2 separate regions of the Mus musculus genome follow, and region 1 is linked to region 2. A link is a loop called in an ENCODE intact Hi-C map of the cell type or tissue named here. Cell type or tissue: left cerebral cortex. All regions are shown on one strand. Each heading gives the region's core, and the rest is flanking DNA. Links, peaks and the distances in the headings are about the cores only. Region 1 has its middle 27 kb from the start of Gm33630. Region 2 has its middle 13 kb from the start of Gm2233.

Region 1 (8,339 bases), core at 208-8,207, 140 kb after region 2:
TGGAGTGATATCCTCTTCTACCAAGGCTGAACAAACAATAGTGCATACAGTTTACGAAGCCACCCAGTCCATAGAGAAGAAGGAGTCTGAACTGACTGATAGAAACCTGAACCACTGTATTGTGAAGAAAACCACTTCCTTCAAGACTTCACTGAAGATGGGGCCAGGAAAGAAAGTCTTGAGGCTTCTCTTCTTGACTTGATAATCCCGAGACAGCTTTCTTTGGGGCTGTCTAGAACTATCTTTCTCCTGAGGGGGGTCAATAACAGGGGTGACGTTTTAGGTTGAGTATATTCAGGCTAGTTGGATCTTGGAGCCAGACCAAAGAGACTGGGGGTTGTTTTTCAACATCTCTGTAGCTTTTGTGTCTTTCCTGCTCTGGGTTTAAAATGCACAAAGGGAAGACATGATAGTGAACTTTTTCTTTTAACTTTAATGAATTCTTAAAAATCTTTTAAGTGATATATCATGTAGTGTAGAAAAATGCATTCAGAAAACATATATGGCTCTAGGATCTATCACAAAATGAAGGACCACTCAGGTCAAAGAATAGAATTTCATCAACACCCAAGCAACCCACTTCAGAAGGCACTTCCAATTTATAACCCATTCCCTCTTCCCCGAGGATAACCACTGTCCACTCAAAAACATGAGCTTAATTTTACTTGCATTTGCACGCATACATGAGTCATACCTTAAGCATGATTTTGATCTAATTACTTTAAATTACATCACATTTGGAAACTTCCAGGTGTATTTGCATTTAATGGGAGTTTGTTTAGTTTTGCTGTTATTGTAGAAATAGAAAAGTAGGGGGTCTCCTTTCCCCCATCATAAAGGACCATGGCCAACATTCCTCTAATGAAGAACAATTGGAGAAAGAAAAGGATAACAAATTAATTCGATCACAAGTTACATGGTGTAGGAGACTTCCGACTGAAGATCCTAAGACCCAGAGCGTGAGGATTGGGGAAGATGGTTAAGCCCTTGCTATGTAATCATGAGAATCATAAGGAAAATTCCCAGAAACCCTCATAAATGCAGGGTGGCCATGGAAGCCCACGTATAATTCTGAACTCCAAAGGGCAGAGACGGGAAATCCCTGGAGCAAAGTGCTAGCATGACTAGCCATATTGGCTAGCTATGAGTTGACTGAGAGACTCTGCCTCCACAAATAAGGTGAAAGGATGATAAAAGATGATTCCAGACTTCAACCTTAGGCTTCCGTATGACCATTCCCATATGCAAAAACATGCATACAAACACATGCAACACACACACACACACACACACCTGTATGTAAGTCCCATGTGCTACAATTAACTTTGTACACTCAGTAGATTGTCCCCTTTACTCTGACTTACAGGGATCCAATGTAGAGCACTTTTACAGCTAGTACCTCAGCTGCCATTAAAAACCAAGTCAAAAACCACAGAAGTATTCTCCTGTGTCATCTTCTGGGATGGGGATTGGCAAGCTATAATCTGTGGCCCAAATCCATTTTACCACCCGTGACTTTGATAAGAAAATTGCTTTATAAGACACAACCTTGCTTATGCATTTACCTAATGTCTATGTCAACTGTGAGTCAATCCTATGGTCCAATAAAACCCAAGATGTCTAACACCTGACTCTTCAGAAAACATATGCCACATTCTCTTCTAGAGTATTTATTATCTTTCCTCCACATTTGGAGTCAATATTTATAGAGAAAGAGAGTGCTAAAGTCAAGATATGTTTTCCTATAGAGATATCAAACTGAACCAGTTCCATTATTGAAAACATTGTCCTTTAGCCATGGTACCATAATTTAATAAGTCAAACCAGATATACACATATGCAGGGTAAGTCTGTTTCCAGACTTTCAGTCCTTACAATGGACTAGTCCATAATCATTTCTGTTAGCAATGTGTGCTTGTTTCAGACCTGGGGCCTATGAGTTTCAGGCACACATTCCGCTGCTAAGCAATTCCTCAGTTCCTGATGCGCTTTTATAAGGGCACACGGTGGCCTCTTAGTTTTTTTCTTTAGCTATGTCTCTGTTGGCATGACCCTATTCATTTTGGAATCAGCTTGTCAATGTCGTCAAAACAGCTTAGTCTTGGGTTTATATCTTATTGACTCTTTAGATCAACTCTTTAGATAGGTTTGACTTGTAATGATCCATTCCATTCATGAAACATCCCACTCAAGAAACATCTCATTCATGCAAGTGATACAGTGTTCAATTCTCTTAGATCTTCTTTGATTTCTCTCATCAGCATCTATGTCTTCTGATTTTGGTTATCATGTACATGTGTTGATAAGTTTGTCTTTAGGTCACATGTAGCTTTTATATAAGGGGGAAACCGCACTAATTAGGCACCAAATACTATGCCCTAGTGAAAATATTGTGGACACCTAAAATGATCAGTCCTATTTTAAGAAAAGATCTGGGGTGGGGGTGGGGTGAGAGAAGATGACAGGGCTGATAACAGATTTCATCATGCTTGCACACACATGAGCATGTCCACAGAAGTGTATGTCCTATCGTTTGGAGTGCCTACTGGTGTTGATACCTAAGCCCAAGTGCTTTTAGGATTGTTTATCAGAACTGAAAAAAAAATGGCGTAGGAAGTCAAGATGCCTGGGTTCTTAGTGTCATTCTTCATAAACTAGCTGTGAAACCTGAGTCAAGGCTCTACTGAAGTTTGCTTCATCTCAGCTTCTGCACCATCAAGAATGAGTTATCTCCCATGCCCTTTGATTTACAAGCAGGGAGAAGGGAAAGGTGTTGGTTCCTAGTGTTATTGCCAAAGTCAGGGATGTCCTGAAGATGACTGATGGTTCTGCCTGTCTGGAGATTTCTAAAAAGAAAGATGTCTCCCCATTGTTTTGGGAGTATTTTCAAACCCTTTGATAAAAAGCAAGGCTTTTAAAACACATGTGTGTGAGAAAGGAGATTCGTATGGCAAAGGAATGTACATCATGAATCCAGAGGGAACAGTGGGGAGGACAGGCTGGTGTCTGAAGTAGAGTGGGCTTCCAGGGTGGAGTGGGTGTCAGGTGTGGAGAAGGAGCAGGGCAAACTCAGAGGACACAGAAGGAAAATGAAACCCACAGAATCCTTAACTTCATTTATTTAAAAAATTTCACAGAAATGCTATATTAGGGCTTTGCCTTTGTTGTCTCTGGAGAAAGCATTATGGTCAATGGAAAAAGATGTCTAGTCATTTTTTCCCCTTATTGTCAAGAGCGGTTGCTCTAAGTGGGCAGTAGTAGAGTATAGCCATTTCTGTTGTTCAAACTGCAAGCTCTTGCTTATGTAGCAAAATATTCTGGCTAGGATCTGTCTTCATCACTAATTTCTGTGACTCGATCAGACTCTGTTCCCCAAACATCCAAGCATCTGGGGCAGGCTCAGAGGGTACACGTGGAATTCATATCTGTAACCTCTGAGTTTTAAGCTATGAAGAGGCATGGTCCCCTTCTTCACCCTCTATCTCACATTCTAGTGTAGACTCCAAGGACTTCCAGTCCCTAGGAGAACGGCACAGGCACATGATGCAAGGAGCAGTCTAGTCTGTTTTCCAAAATCCACGGAGCCACTGAAGGTTGGAGGCTGTTACAGTAGCTAGTGCCATCCTAGCCAGTATAATAGAATACTTGAGACTTGGGAAGTTATAAATAACAGAAGATATAATTTCTTATTATTCTAAAACCTGTAAAGTCCAAAGACAGGGTGTCAATATGTTCATGGTCTAGTGAGAATCTGGTCTCTTCTTTCTTCTAAGATATAGCATCCTCAAGAGGAAAGAACTCTGTGCCTTCACTTGGTAAAGTCACAAGGGCCCACGAGAAGAAAAGGACCAGGGGATATGTCACCACTATTGTGTTATAGAAAGACAGGACATGGGAAAGGGAGACAAGCAAGGATTTCCCAAACTTTAAGTCACTGGGGAATGTTCAGAGTTCTTATAAAAATAGGGCACACACACACACACACACACACACACACACACACACGCACACACACACACACACACACACAATGTCTCTACATAATATCAGGGCCCAGTAGTTTTGCACTCTCTCAATTTGCATTCAAATTTCCCTGAATTGGCTCATGGCACACTCGTCAGTGGGATTCAACATTCAACAACAAGTAAGCCTTCCCTCGCTCTTGGCACGTCTCAGTCCTCCCTCTCCCCCACGCAGCCTCGTCCCTGCTGCCTTCTCCTTCCCACAAAGCTCATTTTTGGCAAAATGGTTTTTATAAAGCACACATTTTAACTAATTAAGTGTAATCCCACGATCTCACGTGCCTTCTCCCACATCCCCTGACTCACACACTCCCCCATCTATGGGAATTCTCCCTTGTGCCTCCCAAAAGAATGGAGTGCGCATGCATACACTCACACAGCACACAATCCTGTCTTATACGTAGCAAAGTTATTCACAGAGTGTGACAGTTCTCCTGATTTTCCTTTGGCTTTTTTGTGATGCAAGATGGAAAATGATTTTTCCAACATTGCGTGTCCTCTGAGGAACTAAAATATGCAGTGCTGGGTTTCTTTTGGCAGCAAAGTTGCCTGTGATCCTAAGTCGACACAGATCCTGAACCTACAGAAATAGTCCCTCTTGATCCTTTCTAGCAGGAGTTTCGAGGATTGGCTTCATACCCATTAGAGGCCTGGATAGCAAGAGCATTATAATTCACAGCCTTCGTTTTATTGGTGGGGATATCCATCTACTCATAGGTGTCTTGTCGCCTCTAAAGCTCACGTGGAAATCTGAGCTATGCCCACCATTCACATGGGGCAGCAAGCACATCATCTTCTCAGGTTATTACACCAGCCACTCGGTAGTGGGAGAACCATTCTCTGTCGGTGAAATGAAGGGGACTTGTGAGTGCTCAGAGCAATACCAGCTTCAGTCCTCTAGCGCTGCACCACTGAACACATTTTCAAGACCACCCAGTATCTCCCCTATTCTTTGGAACGGCCCCCCAATGCAGTAGACACTTGAACGAGATCTGAGGTTATCCAGACAAAAGGCATATAGGATGATTTCAAGAGTGTGATTTAGTAAGGGCAGGTAAACAAACACAGGGCTGAATCTATTGTGCTAAGTACACTGTATGACTTTTGCTACCACTGTGCATTCATTTCGGAAGCATTGCCCTAGAAGAAAATAACAGCGGTGGCAGCAGCAGTGGCAGCAGCGACACCAACAGCAGCCAACGACTGAATCACTGAGGGGGAAGGCACCAACAGCTATGCCTCCCAACTAAGGAACATCTTACTCAACCTCCCTCCTACTCACCATCACTGCCTGTAGGTTTGGAACCAGGAAAGACTTTAAAAGCTAAAGATAACAAGCTAATAGGATGTTAAAGCGAAAGCAGCCTCACAGCCCAGCTCCAGAGGTAGTTTGTATGATGACGTTATTCCTGGGCTCCACACTTCGTTGCGTGGCTCCGATCTGTGGCACTTTGCTGGGCTTACAAGTGCTGTTATCCTGAGAACTCAGAAATTGCTTTTGGCAGAGGAATCAAAGCAGGCATATCCAGCCTCTTTTTTTTCTTCTTCTTCTTCTTGCTGTCTCTTTTTTGTTGCCAAAACATACGGTTCTTGGTTTTATGGGAAACTTTCCTTCCAAGGAATAACTCGAGATGGTGTGATAAAAATTAAATGGTAGAGGAAGAGAGGGAGACAGGGAATCATGGAAAGTCAGATCTAGTCCTGTGCCTGCTGCTAGGAATTGTAATCCTCGAACAGGGCATTTATTTGCTTCTAGTCTTTACTTTTTCTACCCCTGAAACAAGAAGAGCAGACTAAACGCTCCCTGAGGTCTTTAACTATTCTGTCACTCTGTACATTGAAAATATTGTTATTTCATTTTAGAAACTACTTGTTGAGACTATAGTTCCATTGTAGCCACTTCAAAGGGCACGGGGGAAGAGGTGACTGGTTCACTTTTCTTCCAAGAGCAGACCAACATAGGAGTGAAGGGTCTAAGCTGCTAGAATTCTGCAGGGCATGTGTGACTACAGAGCCGTAGCACAGATGGGTGCTTTACCCTCCAGATCCACTCTTGACCCTTTTCCTATGAATCAGGACCTGCTACTTCAAATGCACCTCCCACTGGTCTATTTGGTTATTCTGAGCTGAAAGCCCTTGAGCAACAGTAGATGTGCACAAGGCTGTCTGACCTACCTCTTCCTCTCTAAAGTACTGAGTCAATTTCTGGTAAGAAAGATGCCTTCCCTGTAAGAGGAGGGGATATTCTGATCTCTAGAAACAAGTATCTGATGCCCAGATGAATTCTTGCAAATAAGACTAGAGCACTCCTCCTTATCTTTTATAAGTGTTTCCTCTATCTGACTCCTAGTTGTGTATCCACAATTTACTGCCAGAGCTCCAAGGCCTTTTGCTTCTGTGCTGTCATATCCCCACAGTTGACTACCCTTTGCTGAGGTGATATGTACTGCGTCAACCCTATTCAGTGCTTTTGATCTTCATTTCTTCTCTGTGAAGATTCCTGTACCTGTTTCCAGAGAGAGAGAGGGAGGGAGAGGGAGAAGGAGAGAGGGGAAGGAAGGGGAGGGGAGGGAGAAAGAAAGCATCAAATAAAAATCTCTGTGTTTGTGTCATTAATTTATCAGTCTCAGTCCCCATCAGGGAACCCATTATTTCTTTTACTGGGAGAATAATGCAATCAAATCTCAATGAGTATATTGAACACATTCATTCTTTCTTTCTTTTCTTTCTTTCTTTTTTTTTTCCTGTCCTTGGCCTTGTGACAGTTTTGGTGTGTCTTCTGGCCTCAAGTTTCTATGTCTGATCCTGTATCCTTTCATAATTTCAAAATATGGTCCTGTGGATGAACCATCCTCAGATCTGGACTGAGCAGAGGGTGTCTTCTATTTTCTATTGACCTAATCAAGGCATGGGTCTCACCTTTGAGTTGTGTGTCTCTGAAGATGATGAGCAGAACAGTTAGATCAGAAAAACTGCCAGAGGAAATGAGAAGTCTTGAAATAGTTGTATGTAGCCATCTCATGCAGGATCAGATGGGCAAATGCTTTCAGGGAGCGAGCCAGAAGCCCAGAGACATGGAAGATGCAAACATTCAAGGAGACTGGAAGGAGGGCCCGATGAGAAGTGGGGTGGGATGATGAGGCTGGAGGAGAGTCACATAGGAGACCATAAATGATCTATATGCAAATGAATGTGTATTCTATTCTCAAGCCAAAGGAATTCACTGATAAGTACTTAGAAGCCACATCACCAGGAATGGCTTTCCAAACATTATGCTGGTGTTCAGTGTGGAAGAGAGCAGAACTGGAGGCCAGGAGATTGACTGACAAGCTCTTCCCATGACTAAGAGCAGGGCGTAGGTGAAGGAATTTGGTGCAGGTGAAGGAACAGTAAGTGAGGGTTATGGGAACTGAAGAGAACAGGGAATCTGATGAAGACCCAGGACAGATGTCAGCCTAGATCATACCCAGTCATTTGGGTTCGGCAAATCGGTAGTTGGTAAAAATCATTCATTTACCAGAATAAACCATAAAGGAGCAGTCAAATCCAATCACTCTTTCTTAGTCAAGAACCCTCACGAACATCTTCTGATCATTGGCCTTTTGCCGCCATTCAGCAAGCGCGTTGATTTTCTCTGATGGATGAAGGTGGTGTTACCATCTGTGAGGATAATGTCAGCATCATCTTGCTTTTGGAGAAATAGCAAACGGACCCATACTCAGTGCAGGCTCAGAGTAAACCATCAGGAAAGCCTATCACCCACACCAGTGGCCACATCCAATCCAGTCCCTACTGCAGACATATAATTTGTTTGCACACTCACCAAATCCCTTTTGAGTTTATGACTTGTGTGTACTATTGGTTATCTCTTGTGTGGGCAACTGGCAGCCAGCTGTGTGAAAGAAGAGCTGTATCTTTCAAATTTGTTTTCTTTCTTTTCCTCCATTTCTCTTTCCTCCCCACTCCTTATAGTCTTCCCCCCATCCCTGTATGTGAATAACTAGCATTTCTACGAAGAAAAAGTTAAAAAGCTACATTCTGGAGCATGAAAAGCTCGCCTGAATTATCGATTCAAAGCTTTATAACACACCCAGGATAGTAAGGACATTTATAGATTTCATGAGCTGTTTAATATCTATTTGTGGAGCAAGTGCCATGCATAATCATCGTGGACTCATTATGTTTCTTTGGCTGCCCAATGAGTCATAATGAGCTTCTGCAAATGTAAAATAATAGTTAGAACTAGAAGGAACGGAATAACAGCCAGCGTCAGATATAAAATTATTATTACATGCCGTCTGCAAGAGCCATCAGGGC
Region 2 (8,339 bases), core at 37-8,036:
TCATACAAATTCACACACACAGACAGAAACATACACACTCTCATATGCATACACACACATAGCCACACACATACATACACACAAAAACACACACACTCTTATACAAATACTCAACACATACATACATCCACATAGAAACACACACACTCTCACACACATACACATACACAGACTGACACACAGAGACACTTTCACAGACATTCTCTCTCTCTCTCTCTCTCTCTCTCTCTCTCTCTCTCTCTCACACACACACACACACACACACACACACACCCCAATAGAGAACAGGACTTTTAACCCTGTAAATGATGCGAGGCTCGAGAGCTTCGTTTTTCATTTTCAATCAAGGATCTGAAACAGACTTCAAAGGGCACTCACGCTGACAGTTTTATTTCCTCTGTGAGGAAGAGGAAAGATGAATGAGCTCAAAGCCAGATCATTCTCAAAATCATTGCAGCCCTGACATATCTAAATGAGTTTGTAAAAGAAAATACAGTAGCAATTGATCTTATTAATTAGAGATGGACCAGGATTGTAACACTCGCTTATCCACTGATTGCATATAGCTATCAAAACAAAACAAAACAATGAGATAATAAAGTAAAAATGAACCATTTCCTCCTGGGGAGGGGGCACACACACTTTCTTTTATTCCCTAAGATAGAAAGTCAGTAGTGAAAAAATCCTAGTTGTCCCCTTTTGTTTAAGGCCAGCTTCCTGTCACCTGCAGAGCTGCGAGTGCACATGGATTATAGATCACAATTAACTGAACACAGAACTAGACAACACTTGGAACGTGCTACAGCGAACGGGAGCCTTGTGGCTTTTTAAGCCAGGCACGCCACTTACCTGTGAGGAGTGGAGGCAGCCTGGCTATAAATGGCGTTCTGGGCCTGTTCTCCTCCTAATCCTGTTTTCACTAACAACCACTTAGCCTGTGACTCGGGCTCCCATAGAACAGCTAGTGATACATTGCTGAGTGGCGGGCACCTGGAGGCAGTGACCTCAGTCAGGGCACAGGCCTGTGCCATACGAGGTGGAGCTTCGGTTGGTTTGTGCAAATGTTAATGTTGTAGAAGAGAAAGAAGGGAGGGGAGGAGGCAAAGGAGACAGGGAGGAGACGGAAATGATTTTCTGGAAAGGACTCCTTATATAACCACAATGGTGTGTGTGTGTGTGTGTGTGTGTGTGTGTGTGTGTTGCCTTTTGTGTGCACGCACATGTGTGTGTTTCCCCTTGAGTGTAGGGTGTGGGGTGGAGACATCTGGACAGAAGACTTGAAGTGGGAAGTCAGGTCATCTGTTACCACAGTTGTAAGGCATGTGGGGCCTGAAACTCAGCCTTAGGTTTGTCCCTATCAGGGACCTGTACTTGCCCCTGCAGAGGCAAGCCTTGCAAGCTCATTCTAAGGGCAAAGCAAGATCAGTGCAGAGTAGAAGCAGCACTGGTAGAGTGTGTGATATAGCACTGACAGTGGGCCTGATATAGTGTTTGTGTGTGTGTCTGTCTCTCTGTGTGTGTGTGTGTGTGTGTGTGTGTGTGTGAGAGAGAGAGAGAGAGAGAGAGAGAGAGAGAGCTGAATCTGGAGCTCACTTCTTGGCTCATCTGGCTGGCCTGTGAGCTCTAACGATGCCCTTGTCTCTACACCCAGCTCTGGGGTTCAAGTGCTACCGTGCCAGGCTTTCACATGCTGCTGGGGACCCAAACTCCAGTCCCTGTGCTTGCTATGAGAGCAGTTTCCCTAAAGAGCATCTTCTCACCCTCTAGGTGTGATATTAAAAGTGGCTTGAGCCAACCTTTGTCTTTCAGCTTGTCTAGAGCACACCAGCTCTAGCCAGCTGGCTCTCCACGAGTGTCACTGTCACCCAAACAATGTAAAAATACATAGGTATATTTTCTGATGCAAAGCACCATCTAAGATTTCTATGACTGTCAGTTTACTTTAGCAACGAGATTACATTTAATATGAAATTTTGGAGTAACATTGAGGCACAGGCTTTGGGGTGTTGGAACACCCCATCTCCTCTGTCTCTTAGCTACTGTGCTAGGCTTTTTACTGGGGTATGAAGATGTCACCTGGTAGAGGGACACCAGTTCTGACCTTCAGATTAACTAGGGTGACAATACACTTGGAGGACTTGATGTTCAGATGCCCGGCACAGGCCATGGAAAGATCCAGGCCCTGAGAGCAAGGCTCCAATTCTGCCCCAGTCAGGGAAAGAGCGAGAACCCTCCCAACAGATCAGAACCCGGAGTCTCTTAAAATGGAAATGAACATTTTCAAAAGGCCTTTCTCAAGGGAAAAGTACGCAGTAAATCAGAGCCTTTGAAAGACAACTGGGGCCTGTGCTGGTTTTCGAATAACTCGCCATTTAATAAATGTTCTATTTTTGTCCCCTTAGGGAAATATACAACTCCACTTGAAGCCTGTGGGCCAAAATAATGTACACCACCCCATCTCACTTTCATAAGTTTTGTGATGGCGACAAATGACCTGGAAGCTTCCCTTTTTTGGGAAGCTGTGTGAAGAGATGGGGCCATTTAAAAAGCGGGAGATGATTTCTACGCACACCTGTCTCTGATCGTGAGCCTTTAGTTAGTTGTTGTGATTATTGTTGTTGCTTAAATGGTGCTGCGCTATGTAGGCCAGGCTGGCCCCAGGGTCTCCTGAGCTTCCTGCCGCGGCCTCCTGAATCCTGAGATTCACAATTATGTGCCAACAAACCCAGCCTGTGGATGGCATTTTGATTAGCTGTTCTTCAATTTTCCTTTGTCCGAACTTTATAGAAGTCATGCAAAGTGTGACATGATCATTGTGTGTGCATTCTGATGTGTACATTCTGATGTGTGCACTCTGATGTGTGCACTCTGATGTGTGCATTAAGGACTTGAAGCTGGAGACTGCGTGTCCTGGCTCCTCTTCTGTGTTGGTAAAATGACTCCATATGTACTTGAGTTAAGTTGATGGGCATTTTCCACATTCTAATCCTCATGGCCTTGGGGACACCACTTGTACATGCCATACTTTCACAGTGTTGCTTTGATGACTGTGACATCGCCCCTGTTTTTGTCTTCCTTTCCTCTGGTGCACAGTAGACCTGAAAAGGCAATAGCTGAATGCTTGAAGTGGGACAGGCACATGTTCCACTTCATGAATGGGCATGGCAAAATTCTGGGGGGTGGATATTATGCCATCAGCTAGCCAGCACCATCTCTTCTGCTGAGTCTCAACCAACATCCCCACAGCATTCAGATGGGAGCCCATCTTAACTCTGCTTCAAGGGCCGACTGGATGCAGGAGCTGAGAGCCAGTTCAAACACCACATGGACTTTGGGATAGCGTGTTTTCTTTGAGTGCAAGCCAGCCAAGACTGTGGCCTCACATAATTCTTCTGCTGGTGTGGAATAGCAAGCGCCACTGGAAGATGATTCATGAGGAGACATTTGCCAAGTTTTTGCCTGGGATTGAATGGGGGAAAAAAAAAAAAGGATTCCAGAAGTGCACACGGAAGCCACATAGAGCGAAAGTTCTATCTTTAGTTTGGGAATCTACATTCATTACTTCTCTCACTTGGCTGGCACGTGGCTGAGGCTCTAGCCACCGAGTACTCGTGCTCTGAGATGTTTGACTATGCATCAGGGTCTGGTACATAATTTTAGCTAATACTTGTTTTATGTTCTTTAGTTTATAAAGTGCTTTGCCTACACCTTCTAGCTGCTTATTCATTATGAGTGCACATGCCAACATTAACCGACAGGAAAATGATATCTTTGCAAGGGGCACATGGGCCATGCATACATGAGCCACTGAACTCGGGCCCTCTAGGTGATGTTATAGGGAGTTGCCTTCCCACAGGCGTCCTCTGATACCAACTGGTTATCCTACAAGTCCAGGCTGATGCCAGTGAACTAGAGCCAGCTTCCATCCCACAAGTTCAGCAGTCACATCCCAAATAACACCTTTGTCTGAAATGATGACAGTTTTGGAGGATTCCCCCCAACTCTCAACAATTCAACTAGTCATGAGACTAGTTGACTAGGTGACTCCTGTAACCTGAGAAAGAGCTATTCTTACTGTTCGTTTTTCTATCTATCTATCTATCTGTCTGTCTGTCTGTCTGTCTGTCTATCTATCTATCTATCTATCTATCTATCTATCTATCTATCTATCTATGTGCATGTGTATATGTGCATGTGTCATGGCACACACATGGAGGTCCCAGACACCAAGTCAGTCCCAGTCCTCTCCTTCCTACTATGTCTCTCCTGGGGATCAAACTTGGGTCTTGGGGCAGAATTGCAAGCACTTTCACCCACAGAGCCATCTCTCCTGCCCTCTTGCTGTTATTACTTACTTACAGAGCAGGCAAATGCTAACCCAGATGAAGAATTTCACAAGGTGAGGTCTGGGACTGGCGGCTTGGTGTCCAGCTCTTCACAGACTCCATGAATGTTTTCCAGCACAAGGCTATGTGCCACAGCTGGGAACCTGCCTGAGCCTCCATGTGCTGGGAATTTGTATCGGGGTTTCATTATATAGGCATAATTGATTTAATCACAGGCGATTAGAATTGCATTCAATCTCCAGTCTCTCTCCCCTCTCAGGACATTGAGAGGTGGGGCTGGAATTCCAAAGTTCTAACCCTGTGGGGGGTCTGGGGAGGGGGGGACTGGGATTACCGGATGCTGTCTGAGAGCTCTGTATAATGAGTCATTTCATTAGCATATGCCCAGCTATGATAGAAAGGGGCCCTTGTTATGAACAACAAAAGAATTAGACATGTGTCACTTTGAAAGATCCAAGAGTTTTTGAAGCTCTGTTCTAGGAACTGGGGATAAAGAACAGAAATATTCTTTGTTATATTACAATTCCCTGTAGTAGGTAGACTGTATGCGCAGCCAGTGCCTTTCTCCTTTGTAAATACAACCTGCTCTGTCAAGAGGTGGCTCTCTCCCTCATCTCTTAAATATGACTCTTTTTTTTTTTAATGCCTATGTCCAAATCTGAAAATAGATAGAGGCGGCCAAGTTTTTAGGCTGTTCAAGTTAGGTGTTTATATGCCCAGGAATTACATTAAGCAAGACAGTAAAGACAGAGAAACCATCTTGGATGCTTCAAGTCCTGACAGTGCCCACTGGAGATGGCTGTCCCCTTTCTTGTAGTTGAAGAGTCTCCCGGCTGAGCCAAACACTTCATGGCATCCCAACAAGCAATAAACTGAGCAGAGCAGTTTCTTACATGTTGCAGATAGCTCTCTGAGAATTTTGTATTGGGTGACAAGACCTCACAAAAATAATCTCAGATACATCTCAGGTATGCAGAATTCTATTATATACAGAAGAATGTTAAGGTTAAATTCAGTATTTAAAAAAGGAACCAAAAGGCACATGTCCTGTCTTGAGAACTACAACAATGGACCCGACTCACTTGGACAGTGGTTCATCAGCATTTCTTCTGTATGTCTTCCTGTCACAGGCTCTGAGCCCTCTGCCTTGCTTCTTTTGTGAGTCTAATTCAGAGACTGCCAAATAGGGAAACTCTTTTATAGGGTAGAGAGATGGCTTAGCGGTTATGAGCACAAACTGCTCTTTCTGGTCACCTGTGTATGTTTCCTTTGGTTCCCAACACTCTCATCAAGAAGCTCACAACCATCTGTAACTCTGACATCTCTGGCCCACTGGTCACCAACACACACACACACACACACACACACACACACACACACACTAAAATAATCCCCTTTTAAAAGAAAGAAACTTCCTCCTAAACATTTAGGTAAGGATTTACATATGAAAGCTCATCTTGGTACTAATTATAATCACACTTTCAATGCCTATGTTATTTAGGACAAAATACAGTTTATGTCTAAAGACCCAAATGTGTACTAGTATTTATCAAGAAACTTTTAAGCCAATTTTTTTAAATGAAGATATTTGCACTCTCAAATTCAAGAGGTGAGAAGTTGGCCAACAGGGCAGATCAGCAGATGCCATTTCTTGGGGATCCATGCTGCCTTCTTTAGCGCTCTGCTGGATTCCATGTCTCTGGAAGATGGGAAAGGCCCCCAGAGGAGCTCTTGTGTAATATTTTCCGCCAAGTCTGGAAGCAATCTACAACACTTCCATTTTCCATGGAGAACGCAGCCATGTCGCCACACCTGGAAGTCACTGACTGGGTAGCCCGTGTACCCACGCTCTCACTAACTGGGTAGCCGGTGTGCCTATGATCATTTTATTATTATGGAAGCTACATATGCAGCTTCCAAATCACTAAAGGAAAACAAAGAACAAGGTTTATAGATAATTAAAAAATATGTGTCACGAACATGTGGCAGTCCCCTAAACCACAAAGGCAACTTAGGAAAATTGTCATTGCAAGATACAACCGACCAAGAGCTGAGACATTGTAACAACTGGGTCAGCTGTCAACACGTCTGTTTGGTGCATGCTTTGGCTTAGAAGCCTGTGAAGTTGTCAATCGTACCTTGGAGACCTTCTCTTTTCCTGGTGTCTGTCTTCCATTAGAAATGGAGACTAAGAGTGGAAAGAAAGATCCCAAAGAGATGTGGTATAACTGGCTCACAGCCAGTCACAACTCACCTGCTAGTGACTTTGAAAGGACTCCTTACCATAAGTGTGGGGAGCCATTTCCTCGTGGGGAGCAACTTCCCAGCAGCCCTGCCTCACCCAGGCATCCTCACCAGCTAACTTGCGAGGGAAAGACTCACATTCCTCTTGTTGTTTTGTGTACCTCATGAATTGACACACATCAAATGGACACCTTGGATTCAGCGGCGTACACTTAAACGTTTAAGGAGTGTTTAAGGGTTCCGTTTTCAGCAGACAGCACGCACATCAGTTTTTGAGGAAGCTCCAAGATGCAGCCAGGGCTTTATTTATCAGCACATTTGCATGTGGTGATTGATTCTTGAGCCAGCCAAACACATCTAAAAGAAAACTCATTTAGTGCAAAATAGCTTTAAAAGTGACTGCTTTCAAATGGACCGCCCTGTTTAAATGATCCTCAGGATATAATTAGAAGAAATTGGAGTTTCCTGAATGAGAGAGAGAGAGAGAGAGAGAGAGAGAGAGAGAGAGAGAGCTCACAGACTTGTGTAATGGTCTGTGTACCATTTGCCTTTGGAACATCTTGCTGCCCCATGAACAAACTAAAATTCTGTCATCTTTGGCCACCTATTAGTAACCAAGGTAATGTAATTTGGGAATTATTCATATAAATGATCACTGTCCAAATAGGACCTAGTAGCTAACATTAGATGATTGTCAAACAGCTTATCCTCAACAGAGTGAAGAACTTCAGGTCAGACAGAGCTATCTCAGCCAGAGGAAACCTGATACAACCACGCTTGGTGTCAGCTATTAGAGATTAAAGCCTGCTAAACTTTCAGGACATGCTCGCACACTCCTGGGTAGCGCCAACTTTTCAAGATTTGAGCCAGTTCAGCAAGTAGCGTCAGCAGACCAGCATCTCCTAGGCAATGAAAGTAGTTACCATGGAAACCCCAGAGCTGCACCCATCAACAGCTTTACAATTTTGACAGTTCAGAAAGTGACTATTTTGGAATTTCAATTAGAGTAGAAATACACACATCTAGATGAACAAAGTGTTTTAAAAGTCTATAGGAAATTAGTTACATACATGTTTTTCTCTTTAATCAGAAGACAGCTCCTTAAATATATTCTGTATGTGGAAATGGGCTTCAGGAGCAATGTGGAAAGCACCCAGTAAAGAGAAAAAAAAATGCTAAAGTAAATGTATCCTTGTTCTTTCTCTGGAAAAGAAATAGGCACACAGAATAACTAAGTCGTGAAAATGACCAACAAATTTTTAACAGAGTAGCCACAAAATGCCCTGCTTACTAAGTCAGAGCAGTGCATATTACTAAGGTTTTGTTCTTTTTTAGGATTTTGTATTTGCTTGTTCTGCATGGTGATGCTGCTCTGGATGAATCACACTTCTTGTGACTCTGCTTCAGAGTCCAAGCTATTCTGTCCGTTCCATGGTAACGGAGAAGAGGATGCCTGAAGAGCTTCGGACTGTAGGTTCCAAATCTGCGTCAGAACCTAGGCACCCTGTGCCCGGGTCACCCTAGTCAGCAGACAGCTTAAGAGAAAACAGTGACACCAACCAATCCTTCAACAGAAACTCAAGCCCTGTTAAGAGAGCACAGGAGGGTTGGGGCGATGGCTCACCGGGTATGAATATTTGATGCTCAAGCACGAGGACCCAAGTTCAAATCTCTAGTGGCCACCCACATCAAAAGATATGCATGGGTATGCACAAGCATATATACCCCAGTGATCTGTCACAATGAGAC

What was found. A loop is a pair of places that touch in the nucleus more often than their neighbours do. Peaks named below come from ENCODE experiments on the same cell type or tissue, not always from the same donor. Only the 100,000 strongest peaks of a DNase experiment are listed, where the experiment ranks them.
Region 1: a loop joins it to region 2, with 2.0 times the contacts of the local background. A loop is called at or near these places in 2 of 42 quality-filtered maps.

Annotation. Positions count from the first base shown.
Region 1 is chr13:44,069,033-44,077,371 of GRCm38, forward strand. No RefSeq gene overlaps it. Among named protein-coding and RNA genes, the nearest start is that of Gm33630, 27 kb to the right of the region's middle. In left cerebral cortex, for the core only: no CTCF peak of the experiment used is centred there; DNase peaks (open chromatin) are centred at 4,327, 5,316 and 8,181; H3K27ac peaks cover 1,613 bases.
Region 2 is chr13:43,932,092-43,940,430 of GRCm38, forward strand. No RefSeq gene overlaps it. Among named protein-coding and RNA genes, the nearest start is that of Gm2233, 13 kb to the right of the region's middle. In left cerebral cortex, for the core only: no CTCF peak of the experiment used is centred there; DNase peaks (open chromatin) are centred at 1,281, 3,463, 6,804, 7,502 and 1 more place.